Linked DNA regions of Homo sapiens: region 2 is linked to region 1. Evidence: chromatin contacts called from ENCODE Hi-C or POLR2A ChIA-PET data. All regions are on one chromosome and are shown on one strand. The core of a region is the stretch at or near the end of the contact, and the rest is flanking DNA. Distances in the headings are between cores, read along the strand shown.

Region 1 (5,537 bases), core at 615-3,114:
TTGGTCTGAGCTGTGCCCACCTTCTTCATGCGCTGGAACTTCCAGGGGTCGATGAGCTGGAACAAGGCGCTAGGCAGCACCAGCGGGTTCTGGTCGCCCAGGGCCAGGTGCTTGGGCAGGACCTCGATGTAGTAGGAGCACTTACGCAGCAGCTGCATGCGGGCGTGGTGGCGCTTGAGCAGGTGCGGACTCAGGTCCGAGGTCAGGAACTCACGCAGGGCATTGCGGCGCTCGGTGTAGGTCTTCCACGCCTCTGGTTCCAGCAGCTGCTGGTCATCTGCCTCCTCCTGGTCCAGGAAGGACTGGGGATTGCCCAGCTTCATCTTGTCCAGGCCCAGGCCTGCCACATGGGTGCTCATTATCCGGGAGCTGGGGGGAGGGCTGGGTGTCAGCTGCCAGGCAGGCTGGCCTCCCCTGGGCTGTGGCATGTTCGGGGGATGGATTCAGCCCACTGACCCCATGCTGGACCTCTGTCCTTCTTCGGGGGCACAACTCGATGGGAAGAGGCTGCCTGGAGGGCTGGATGGGCAGCCTACAGATCTGGACACAGTTTATACTGAGGGGCAAAAACCTCTACTGACAACCAGTGGCCTGTGGGACAGGACAGGGAAGAACTAGGACTGCGGACTTCTGGCCAGAACCGCCTGACCTGTGGCCTTGCAAGGGCCCCAGTTCCTAACCCTGCTGCTGAAAGGGGTTGCTGGCACCCCTCGGGGCCGTGGAGAGGGGACGGCGTGGTCCTAAGCAGCACAGGATCCCCCTCGGGGACATTCGCGGGCCATCCTCCCGCTCCGGTTCTCCCTGGGGACGCTCCACGCCTCACCGCAGTTGTAGGGCACAGAGACAGGCCTCACCAAAGACGAGGCCAGCTGGCTGGTCAGCATGGGAGGAGGGCGCCCAGGCCTGGGCCCGGAGGAGCAGCCCTCCTCCCACGCTGTGGGCCCTCGCTGTGGACCCGGGATCCTGTCCCTGGTGAGCTCATGGACTCCACAAGTGACACTCCATTTCCCAGATGGAGCCTGAGGCTAAGAAGCTTGGTTCTTGTTCTCATCCAGGGCTTGAGCCCAGTGCTGAGCCGAGTCTGACCCTCTGTCCGTGGGTGCACCGGCTGAGTGCAGCTGTGGCCCCAGGCTCTGCCGCAGCTCCCTGGAGAGCAAGCCGCACCCCTGGTTGCTGCCCCGGCTCCCAGCAACCCTGGAGATCTCAGGTTGTCACAGCCACTTGGGCCTTGGACGACCCACAAATGAGAGCTAAGCAGTTGCTGAGTTCCCCAGGGCCACACAGGTACGTGGTGAAGTCATATCTGCCCGGGAAGGGTTGCCCTTTTGGGCGTGAGGCAGATATGACTTCACGAGCGCACTCCTCGGGAATCCCTCGAGAACAGGCCCCTGGGGGCAGCAGGGAGTGTGTCTGGGGTGAGGTGCCAGCTGAGAGCAGGACCCCAGGACCCCAGGCCTAAGCCCTGCTCTTGCTGGAGGCTGGGGCGGATTTCACCGCTGGAGGGAAACCGTGCCTCTGTGACGTGTGAGGGATGTTTTCTAGTCTCCAGCAGCTGCCCAGGTGGAACACCCAGAGAGGCTGGTCGTGAACCCGGAAAGGTGGTTCTGAGCCCCTCGCTGCTTCCTACACGCCCCGGTCCCAGGCCCGCTTCCCTGAGACCACCAGGTGCCCGCACTCTACCCCCTCCACCACACTCCCCTTGGCTCCCCTGGCCCGGGCCCACCTCCCCGGCCGCTCTGCCTGCCCCTTACCTTCTCGAGACCCCCAGCCCTCCTCTCCCGGCCCCCGCCGCCGCCCCAGGACCGCGCCCACTTGCCCTGCCTCTGAAGCGGAGCCGCGCGCGGACTTCCCAGAGCCCAGCCTCCCTCCGCACTCCGCGGGTTGCCCTGGGGACCAGCGGCCTTTGTGACGCTGCGGCCCGGGGGCGGGGCGGGGGTGGGGACCCGGGACCCCGAGCCGAGTAATCTTCCATCCGCTTCGCTTCCTGGAGAGCCCCAGACTTCTGGGGGCCCGCGTCCCCGACTGAGGGGCCACGGCGGGTGGCTGGTCCAAGAGCCAGGCTCCAAGGGGGGTTCCCGTCCCGGAGCCCTTCCGCGGGCGCACCACTCCCCACGCACCCCCGGCTTCGGGCGGGGCGCAGGAGCCTCGGGTGACTGGGAGGGAGTTCCTGCTCAACCCCCCAGTCCGAGCGCACTCCTCGGGAATCCCTCGGAGGAATTTGGGAGAGAGGCAGTGGCCGGTGACCAGGCGGATGGACCACCCAGCGCCTGGACAGAGGAGAGGGGCGGCTTCCCCCGCCGCGGGCTCTGCCCAGCAAGGCCCCGCCCATTACAGATGCCACCCATTACAGGCTCCTCCCACCGCAGGCTCCCCCCACCGCAGGCTCCTCAACCACAGGCTCCTCCCACCATGGGCTCCCCCCTCCCCCGCAACGGCCCCTCCCATCATAGGCTCCTCCCACCGCGGGCTCCCCCCACCACGGCCCCTCCCACCACAGGCTCCTCCCAGAGCAGGCTCCTCCCACCGCGGGCTCCCCTACTACGGCCCCTCCCACCACAGGGTCTTCCCACCACAGGCTCCTCCCAGCGCAGGCTCCTCCCACCGCGGGCTCCCCCCACCACGGCCCCTCCCATCATAGGCTCCTCCCACTACAGGCTCCTCCCACTACAGGCTCCTCCCACCATGGGCTCCTTCCACCTGGGGCTGCCCAAGCTCAGGCACCGACCTGACTCTGGATAAATGGGGTCTCCATAGCTCCAGGGAGCCCCGCAGGGGAGCTCTGAGGCCATCTGGTCCCGTCTGTATCTGTTCAGTTGGGCTCAGGGCCTCTGGGATCCCCCCGTTCCCCCACAGCACACCCCAGCTAGCTGGGGGTCTCCTGGGGTCACAATCTTAGACACCCCAAGGTGCCCCTCCTTCACCTTCAGGAAGATGCTGGAGGAAGACACCCTTTCCATCCTCCTCATCTCCACCCCCACGGAGGTCAGTGCTGGGGCCTCTTCCAGGATGGGCGTCTTTGAGCCCCTACCAGGCTGTTCTGTAACTTGAGCCTCCCCCCTCCTCCCGGTGACCCCACCCTGGAAGAGCTTTCCCTTGGTGCATGGAGGCCCCAGGGGTTAGGCCTGGCAGGAAGTGGGTGGATGTGGGTGGTTTTTTTTTTGAGATAGCGTCTTGCTCTGTCACCCATGCGGCAGTCTTCACCCCCGGGGCTCAAGTGATCCTCCCACCTGGGTCTTTCTGATCCTTCCGGATTACAGGTGTGAGCCTTGCACCCAGTCCTGTTGGGTGCTGTTTCTGCCCTGCCCTCCCTGCCTGGGCTGGAACTCAATAAATGCCAGCTATTGTTATTGTTATTTAGGGCTCCAGGGGACAAAGCCGGGGTTGTTTGGAGAAGGGGGTGCTGTCTGACGCGGAGGGTTGGGAAGCAGTAGGAGTTAGACCCCTTACCCCCGGCCCTGCAGCCCACTGACGGAGAAGCGGGGTGGGGGCAGAGCAGCCTCCCCTTCTCTTTTGGGGCCAGGCAGGTCCTGGATGTCTCCCCTCTCCTGGGCTCCACCCTACCCCCTTTCTTTCAATTTCTGATTTCTAATCTAATTTTTTAAAGTTAAACTTTTGGCCAGGCTCGGTGGCGCAGGCCCATAACCTCAGCACTTTGAGAGGCCAAGGTGAGAGGATCCCTTGAGGCCAGAAGTTTGAGACCAGCCTCGGCAACACAGGGAGACCCCTGTCTCTACAAATAATTTGAAAAATTAGCTGGGTGTGGTGGTGTGCACCTGTGGTCTCAGCTACTTGGAAAGCTGAGGCCGGAGGATCACCTGAGCCTGGGAGGATGAGGCTGCAGTGAGCCAAGATGGTGCCACTGCACTCCAGCCTGGGTGACAGAGGGAGACCCTGTGTCTCTAAAAAGAATAATAATGGCTGGGCGCAGTGGCTCACGCCTATAATCCCAGCACTTCGGGAGGCTGAGGCAAGCAGATCACCTGAGGTCAGGAGTTCAAGACCAGCCTGGCCAACATAGTAAGACCCAGTCTCTACTAACAATACAAAAATTAGCTGGACGTGATCGAGACCATGGTGAAACCCCGTCTCTACTAAAAATACAAAACACTAGCTGGGAGTGGTGGCAGGCGCCTGTAGTCCCAGCTACTCGGGAGACTGAGGCAGGAGAATGGCGTGAACCTGGAAGGTGGAGCTTGCAGTGAGCCGAGATCACGCCACTGCACTCCAGCCTGGGCGACAGAGCGAGACTCTGTCTCAAAAAAAAAAAAAAAATTAGCTGGACGTGGTGGTGGGCGCCTGTAGTCCCAGCTACTCAGGAGGCTGAGGCAGGAGAATCGCTTGAACCCAGGAGGTGGAGGTTGCAGTGAGCCGAGATTGTGCCACTGCACTCCAGCCTGGGTGCAATAAGACAGAGGCCTGTCTCGAAAATAATAATAATAATAATAAAGTTAAACTTTTACTTTTAAGATAAGTATAGATTCATCTGCAGTTGTAAGAAGTAACACAGAGGTCCCGTTACCCTCTATCCAGCATCCCCAGTGGTAGCATCTTGCAGGACTGCAGTGCAGAATCACGCCAGGACCTTGACGTCGATACAGACGCAAGGCAGTGCCACCCCCACGGGACCCTGACATGTTCTTTACAGCCACGCTGCTCCCTCCCACCTCTCCCTAGCCCTGCAACCACTCATCTCTCCGGCTCTGTCTGGTCATTTCAAGAATGTCCTATCAGTGCAGGCTTTCAGTATGCAGCCTTGGGACTGGCTTCTTGCGCTCAGCATAGTCCCCTCTGTGCAGGGTCAACAGTCACTCCTGTTCACTGCTGGGCACCAGGGGCCAGTTTGTGCTCAGTCTTGCTCAACCCTGTTTGTGGCCACCAGGGCACGGGCAGTGAACACTTTGGATCTGTTGTCCCTGGTGGGGACAAGCTCTCTTCCCTGGGCCCTGAGGATGGTGAAGCCTGGGGGTAGTGGGGCCAGTCTTGGGGGAGAGAATGCACGCTGACCACTGAGACCCTCAGAGCTGTGCCCTCCAGACACATAAACCCGGATGGGGGGTGGCCTGATGTGGCAGAGCTCCTGCCACAAGCCTCCATCTGAACACCAGGAAGGGCCCTGCACCCCATCCCCCTGGTCTGTGTCCTCACTGCCATTGTAAGCTCAGTGCTCTTACAGATGGGGAAACTGAGGCACAGGGAGGTTCAGCACTGTATGCCCAAGGTCATGTGGACAGTGAGTCTGACAGCAGGATTCCAGCCCTGGTCATTTTTATTTTTTTGAGATGGAGTCTTGCTCAGCCGCCCAGGCTGGAGTACGGTGGCGCGACGATCTCAGCTCACTGCAACCACTGTCTCCCAGATTCAAGTGATTCTCCCGTCTCAGCCTCCCGAGTAGCTGGGATTACAGGTGCCCGCCATCATGCCTGACTAACTTTTGTATTTTAGTGGAGACGGGGTTTCACCATGTTGCCCAGGCTGGTCTTGAACTCCTGACCTCAGGTGATGCACCCGCCTTGGCCTCCCAAAGTGCTGGGATTACT
Region 2 (5,768 bases), core at 395-2,894, 200 kb before region 1:
GGAGGGTCCTGCAGGGACCGGGCACTGTGTTCAGCATTGGCCGTTCTTACCCCTTGCCTCCTGCCTTTGGCCTGGATGGAAAGATCTCCTGAGAGCTGGGGCTCCTGAGCTCCCTGGGGCTCAGCCTTGCTGGCACCGCCCCTGCCAGACAGTGGGTGGGACAATTTATGCAGATGGTGGGGGAGCCTGGCCTGTCGCAGTGCTGACCAGCCCCCAGTGGGTGGCCGTGGGAGACAGCCCGTCCTGGCTGCTGGGCTGCGGCGTGCAGCCGTGGTCTGTGGGCCGCAGGGCGGTACATCCCAAGCCCTGCTGACGCCTCGCGGGTCCCTCTCTTTCAGTGAATGAGTTCACGGTGATCAGGAAGAAGTTCAAGTGTCCGTACTGCAGCTTCTCGGCCATGCACCAGTGCATCCTCAAGCGACACATGCGCTCGCACACGGGAGAGCGGCCCTACCCCTGCGAGATCTGCGGGAAGAAGTTCACGCGGCGCGAGCACATGAAGCGCCACACGCTGGTGAGTGCGGGGAGGGTCCGCGTGCCGCGCGCTGCGCGTGGCCACGATGTCCGGGCAGGCGGGTCCTGATGAGGGCGCAGACCGCCCCGGACCCCACACCGGGTCCACTCTGCACAGGGGGGACGACAGCAGGGCAGGGAGATCCGCCCCGGGCCCCTGTCTGCTCTGCCCCGGCCTCCTGGGTGTGGCTGGGCCACATGGCCCCTGCAGAGGCTTCGGCCCACCCTGCTCACCTGCTGGCCGCCAAGGCAGCCAGGCCTCGGCAAACTCAGCTCGCTCTGCTTGGAGCCCCCAACCCTCAGCCACCTCTGCGCCCCCCCGCCCCCGCCCTGCCTCGGGAGGGAGAACCCTGTCCTTGTGCCTGCCGACCTGTCTGCACCCACCGCGCCCACCCTGGAGCTCAGCACTGGCAGGTCGTTGTCAGGTAGCAGGTGTGGAGTGGATGGATTTGCTTGGGGAGGAAATAATAGAAAAAGGCAGCCTGGGAACAGGGAGGCAGATTTGCCAAAAAAGGCCTGGCGAGGGCATCTCAAGTGGGTGAGATCAACCAGTGAGGCGGGTGGGGCACAGGCAGCCCAGAGCGGGGCGGCCCCAAGGGTTCGGGGAGTCCTGGAACGCCCACCCCGAGGCGCAGGGTGCAGGGGGAGCTCGCGGCGGGCAGCTGTGTGAGGAGAGGCAGTGGAGGCGCCCCGGGCTCCGGGCAGAGGTGGGGCTGCTGTCGGGGCGGAAGAGGCTCTGGAGCATCGCTGCCAGTTTAGGAATCGCAGGAGAGTCAGCAGGTTCCGGAGCGGACCTGCAGGAGCCGAGCTCCACCGGGAGACCCACCGGGGGGCGGGGCTTCATGGGAGACCCACCGGGGGGCGGGGCTTCATGGGGAGACCCACCGGGGGCGGGGCTTCATGGGGAGACCCACCGGGGGGCGGGGCTTCATGGGAGACCCACCGGGGGGCGGGGCTTCATGGTGCGACCCACCGGGGGGCGGGGCTTTATGGGGAGACCCACCGGGGGGCGGGGCTTCATGGGGAGACCCACCGGGGGGCGGGGCTTTATGGGGAGACCCACTGGGGGGCGGAACCGAGCGCCAGAGGTCAGGTTCTGTTGGTTGCTGCTTTTCCAGTGCAGTGGTGGATACCCATTTGGGGTAACGACCCCTGTGGGAGCTCCCTGAGGTCAAGCTGCAGAGCTAGAGGGGTGCAGGGCCCTGGCCTCCCCGTGTTTGCCTGGCCGGCTGTGGGCGAAGGGCCACTCCAGGCCCTCGGATGCCGCCTGGGATGTGTGCTGGAGTGGATATGGAGCGGGGCTTAGTGCTGGGCTCTGGCCTTCCCTGATGCCCCCACATTTGCCTTTGCGAGGTGGAGGACAGTAGAGAAGGAACAGTCCTGGGAGGGGGCCCCTGGACCACGAGATGGCAGGTCTGCAAGGCCAGAAGCAGACCCACATCCACGCGGAGCCGCCGGGGCCCCAGCCTTGTTTTCCGTAGCGGAGGATGTGCTTCTGTTCACACAGGCCACAGGGCTGATCTTACAAACCACTTATAAAAAGCCGCGGGGGCGGGGGGAGGGGTAGCTGCACCAGGCCGACATGTTTCCTATTCAGAGAAAATCGCATCTTGTTTTTTAAACTGATAGGTGCTAACACGTTTTAACAACATGGATTGCAACGTCTTTCTTCAGCAAATCCGTATTAACCTCTCAGTAAACGTTTTGATCCTGTTTGAGGTTCAGTGTGGCTGCCTGTTCCTTCTCGTTGGATAGGGTTAGGGTTTGTTTTTTTGTTTTTTTTTTGAGACAGGGTTTCACTGTGTTACCCAGGCTGGAGTGCAGTGGCGTGACACAGCTCACTACAACTTTGACCTCCCGGGCTCAAGCGATCCTCCCACCTCAGCCTCCCAAGTAGCTGGGACTACAGGTGTGCACCAACATGCTCAGCTAATTTTTGCGTTTTGTGGTGATGGGATTTCGCTGTGTTGCCCAGGCTAGTCCCGAACTCCTGGCCTCAAGTGAGCCACTTGCCTCTGCTTCCCAAAGTGCTGGGATTACAGGTGTGAGCCACTGTGTCCGACCAGGGCTGGGATTTTTGTCCTGGGGTTCATGATTGGGCTTCAGGGGGTCATAATTCCCTGGAAAATGTACTTATAACATATGGAAAGCCAAGTGTGGTGGCACATGCCTGTAATCCTAGCACTTCGGGAGGCTGGGGCAGGAGAATAGCTTGAGGCCAGGAGTTTGAGACCAGCCTGGGCAAAATTGCGAGACTCTGTCTCTACAAAAAATTAAAAAAAAAAAAAAGTTAGCCAAGTGTGGTCCCAGCTACTTGAGAGGCTGAGGCAGGACGATCACCTGAGCCCAGTGAGGTCCAGGCTGCAGTGAGCTGTGATTGCACCACTGCACTCCAGCCTGGGCAACAGAGTGAGACCCTGTCTCTAAAGAACAACAAACACAAGCAAGCATATGGGGCTTGACTTTTTCTGAGGAGAGGCTCTGTGTGTGGCCTTCTCTGGGGTCCTGGACCTGAGAGCGTGGAGACCCGAGTGTGAGACAGCAGCTCTAGCCGGTCCAGCCTCCACTTTCACGATGGCACTTACGAGCACTGTCAGCCCTTCCCTGGCCTGGGTGGCCCCTCCACCCGCTCCAGGAAGAGCACCAGTGGCTGGGGCAGGGCCCCCCATGCCTTGGCAGGGCCACATTTGGAGGGTGGGCCAGCCGTGCTCTTGCAGCCACAGTGCCCCAGAGCCTGGGCGGGCTGCCAAGGTGTCCCGTCTTCCTTCTTGCTTCCTTCCAGGGCATTTGCCCATTTGCATGAGTTCCCAGCCATCCAGCCCTGGCCACATGGTCCCTGTGCCACCCCAAGCTGCCCCTGCTGCCTCCTCAGGTGCCCTGGCCCCTGCACACATGGGAGCCTAGGCCTCAAGGGGCCTCAGTGTTTTTCACTAGCCCCGCTCCAACCCTTCCTGGGCCTGTGTGCACCAGGTTACTGTGCTGGGAAGTTTCTACTGTGGCTTGTCTTGAATTTTTGTTCTGGAAGTCCTTGGTTTAAAATACAGCAAAACAGGCTGGGCGCGGTGGCTGACGCCTGTAATCCCAGCACTTTGGGAGGCCAAGGCGGGCAGATCACGAGGTCAGGAGATCGAGACCATCCTGGCTAACACGGTGAAACCCCGTCTCTACTAAAAATACAAAAAATTAGCTGGGCGTGGTGGCGGGTGCCTGTAGTCCCAGCTACTTGGGAGGCTGAGGCAGGAGAATGGTATGAACCCGGGAGGCGGAGCTGGCAGTGAGCCGAGATGGCAACACTACACTCCAGCCTGGGTGACAGAGCGAGACTCTGTTTCAAAAAAATAAATAAATAAAATACAGCAAAACAAAAGCCCAAAGGAGCAGTTCTGGCACCAAGTTGTCTGAGGCTCTGTTTCTAGGGTTAGCGTGTTTGGGCATCTGAGGTGTGCTGTGTGGTGCTGCCCTGGCCCTGAAAGCCACCAGCTGCCCCTGAAGGTCTCACATCCCTGGACAGCGCCCATCCCGGTCCAGGCTTAGAGCTCACACAGTTGCTCTGGAAGCAGACATTTGAGAAGTGAGGTCTTTATGGTTCCCGGCTTTGTGGAAGAAGTTACAGGCACCTCTGCCCTCAAGGAAGCGGGTCTAGAAGGGGAGGTCGGGCCGTGCTGGGTGGCCTGTCGGCCTGTGGATTCGGAACACTGAGGCAGGAAGTACGTAAGGGCCCGGGTCCAGCCCCAGGATGGGGAGGTGGTAGCTGTGGTGCCTGCCCGTCAGAGGTCTTTGCAAGTGTAGCAGGACCGTCTTCCGCCATGACACACATTGATTATGTATGTACTTGCTCATGGGAGAAAACTGGTGAGTTTGGAATGGTTTAAGGAAGAGCTAAACTCACAAGCACATCCCAGCCTCAGTTCTCCGTGCAGCCTCAGAGGTGCTGCAGGCCCCGGGAGACAGCCCTGTGGATGGAGGGAGGAGCCGAGGGGAGCCTGGGGTCATTGCCGGGTTCAGCCTGGAGGACTGACCTGAGGCCAGCCCACCTCAGAGAAGCCCCTCGTGTGGACTTGGCCAGGGGCCAGGGGTTGCTATTGGGGTCCTCTGTGGGTCCTGCCCTCTCGGTCCTTGGAGGGCAGAGACAGGGGCTGTGCTGTGAGGGATCAGGGCCAGCCCCCCAAGGCCTCCTCTAGCTGGCGTGGCCGAGGGTGCCCGTGAGTGGGTACAAGGGCCACCTCTCCCCATCCCTGGCCATGTCTGAGGTCTGGTTCTGCACAGCACAGGTGTCCACACCCACCCTCAGCGGAAGCCCACCTGGGGCCACATGTCCCCAGCAGTGTGTGGTAGTTCCCTCAGGCCTTGAGGCCAGTGCTGAGACCCTCCAGGAACCCAGCACCTCGCGTCCTGCCACATGGGCCCTCTTCAGGGTGCTGCCCCATCTCCCTGCCGGGCCCAGCACAGGGCACAGCACGACTGCCCTCCCTGGCAGCCACACCTCCTCCTCTGACCATAAGTGCTCATCTCTCTTCTTGCATGTCTCAGTCGACCTTGAAACAGCCTGAGAGTGGGGGAGTTGCCTCCTTTACACGTTCCTGGAGTCAGGGTCGGGCTGAGGGGTCAGGGACTGAGGGGGTCAGGGGCTGAGGGGGTGTCCACGCAGCCAGGCTGAGGTGTGGGCCCACCTGCCCGGCTGGCAGCCCCAACCCCGGCCCGTCCCTGTACGGCTGGGTACAGGAAGAGCTCTGTGAGCTCCAGTCCAATGCGGGGCCCTCAGCCTGTCCTGCAGGGAGGTTTGGAGGAAGCCAGGCTTTTAGGCAGAGGCCGGTGGTGTGACCCCCGTGAGAAGTGTGTCAACCCAGGGGGCCTCTGGTGGGGGTGCTTGGACACACAGTGTAGACGCTGAGACTGGCCCACCTAGGGGCTGGGTTTGCGGGGGAGGGGCACTGCCGCCCTCGTGCCAGCATCCCCTTGGGACAGGGCTGCCTTGGTGCCACCTGCAGTTCTGCTGTGTGGCTCTGATAGGAGCTGGGGCTCAAGGTCTGAGCACTCCTGTCTGCGCACCTCCCCCACCAGGAGTCTCTGCCTGTGCAGACACTCGGAGGGCCCGGGAGGCTGTGCCCCCCCAACCCCAACCGGGCCCTGCTCACCCCCGCACCCCCCCCACCCACCAGGCCCTGCTCACCCCCTGGCCCCCCTCCCAACCTCCACCGGGCCCTGCTCACCCCCTGCCCCGCCCCCCCCACCTCCACCAGGCCCTGCTCACCCCC

What was found. A loop is a pair of places that touch in the nucleus more often than their neighbours do. ChIA-PET counts read pairs that join two places held with the same protein, here RNA polymerase II (POLR2A). Pooled maps may share reads with other maps.
Region 2: a loop to region 1 is called in a pooled map, with 4 times the contacts of the local background. The contact joins the enhancer-like site here to the promoter of FNDC11 in region 1. A Hi-C loop is called at or near these places in 1 of 168 maps with a recorded cell type or tissue (right cardiac atrium), 1 of 37 single-sample maps with no recorded cell type and 4 of 50 pooled maps. POLR2A ChIA-PET finds 5 or more read pairs at or near these places in 3 of 52 experiments (BJ, CD4-positive, alpha-beta T cell and CD4-positive, alpha-beta memory T cell).

The regions. Positions count from the first base shown.
Region 1 is chr20:63,550,486-63,556,022 of GRCh38, reverse strand. FNDC11 (fibronectin type III domain containing 11) reads right to left here and starts at 1,864. Exons shown (of 2, transcript NM_001319152.2): 1 at 1,817-1,864; 2 at 1-369. The coding sequence starts at 359. RefSeq lists silencers at 1,773-2,022, 2,293-2,432, 2,453-2,602, 2,623-2,682 and enhancers at 2,373-2,667, 2,963-3,052.
Region 2 is chr20:63,747,432-63,753,199 of GRCh38, reverse strand. It overlaps ZBTB46 (zinc finger and BTB domain containing 46), which reads left to right. Exons shown (of 5, transcript NM_001369741.1): 4 at 339-514. Among named protein-coding and RNA genes, the nearest start is that of ZBTB46-AS2, 6.5 kb to the right of the region's middle. RefSeq lists enhancers at 1-458, 459-1,409. Within about 2 kb of position 1,644, at least 4 of the 41 ENCODE cell types and tissues checked have a DNase peak (open chromatin) inside an H3K27ac peak, as active enhancers do; they include CD4-positive, alpha-beta T cell, where a contact is called at or near this core.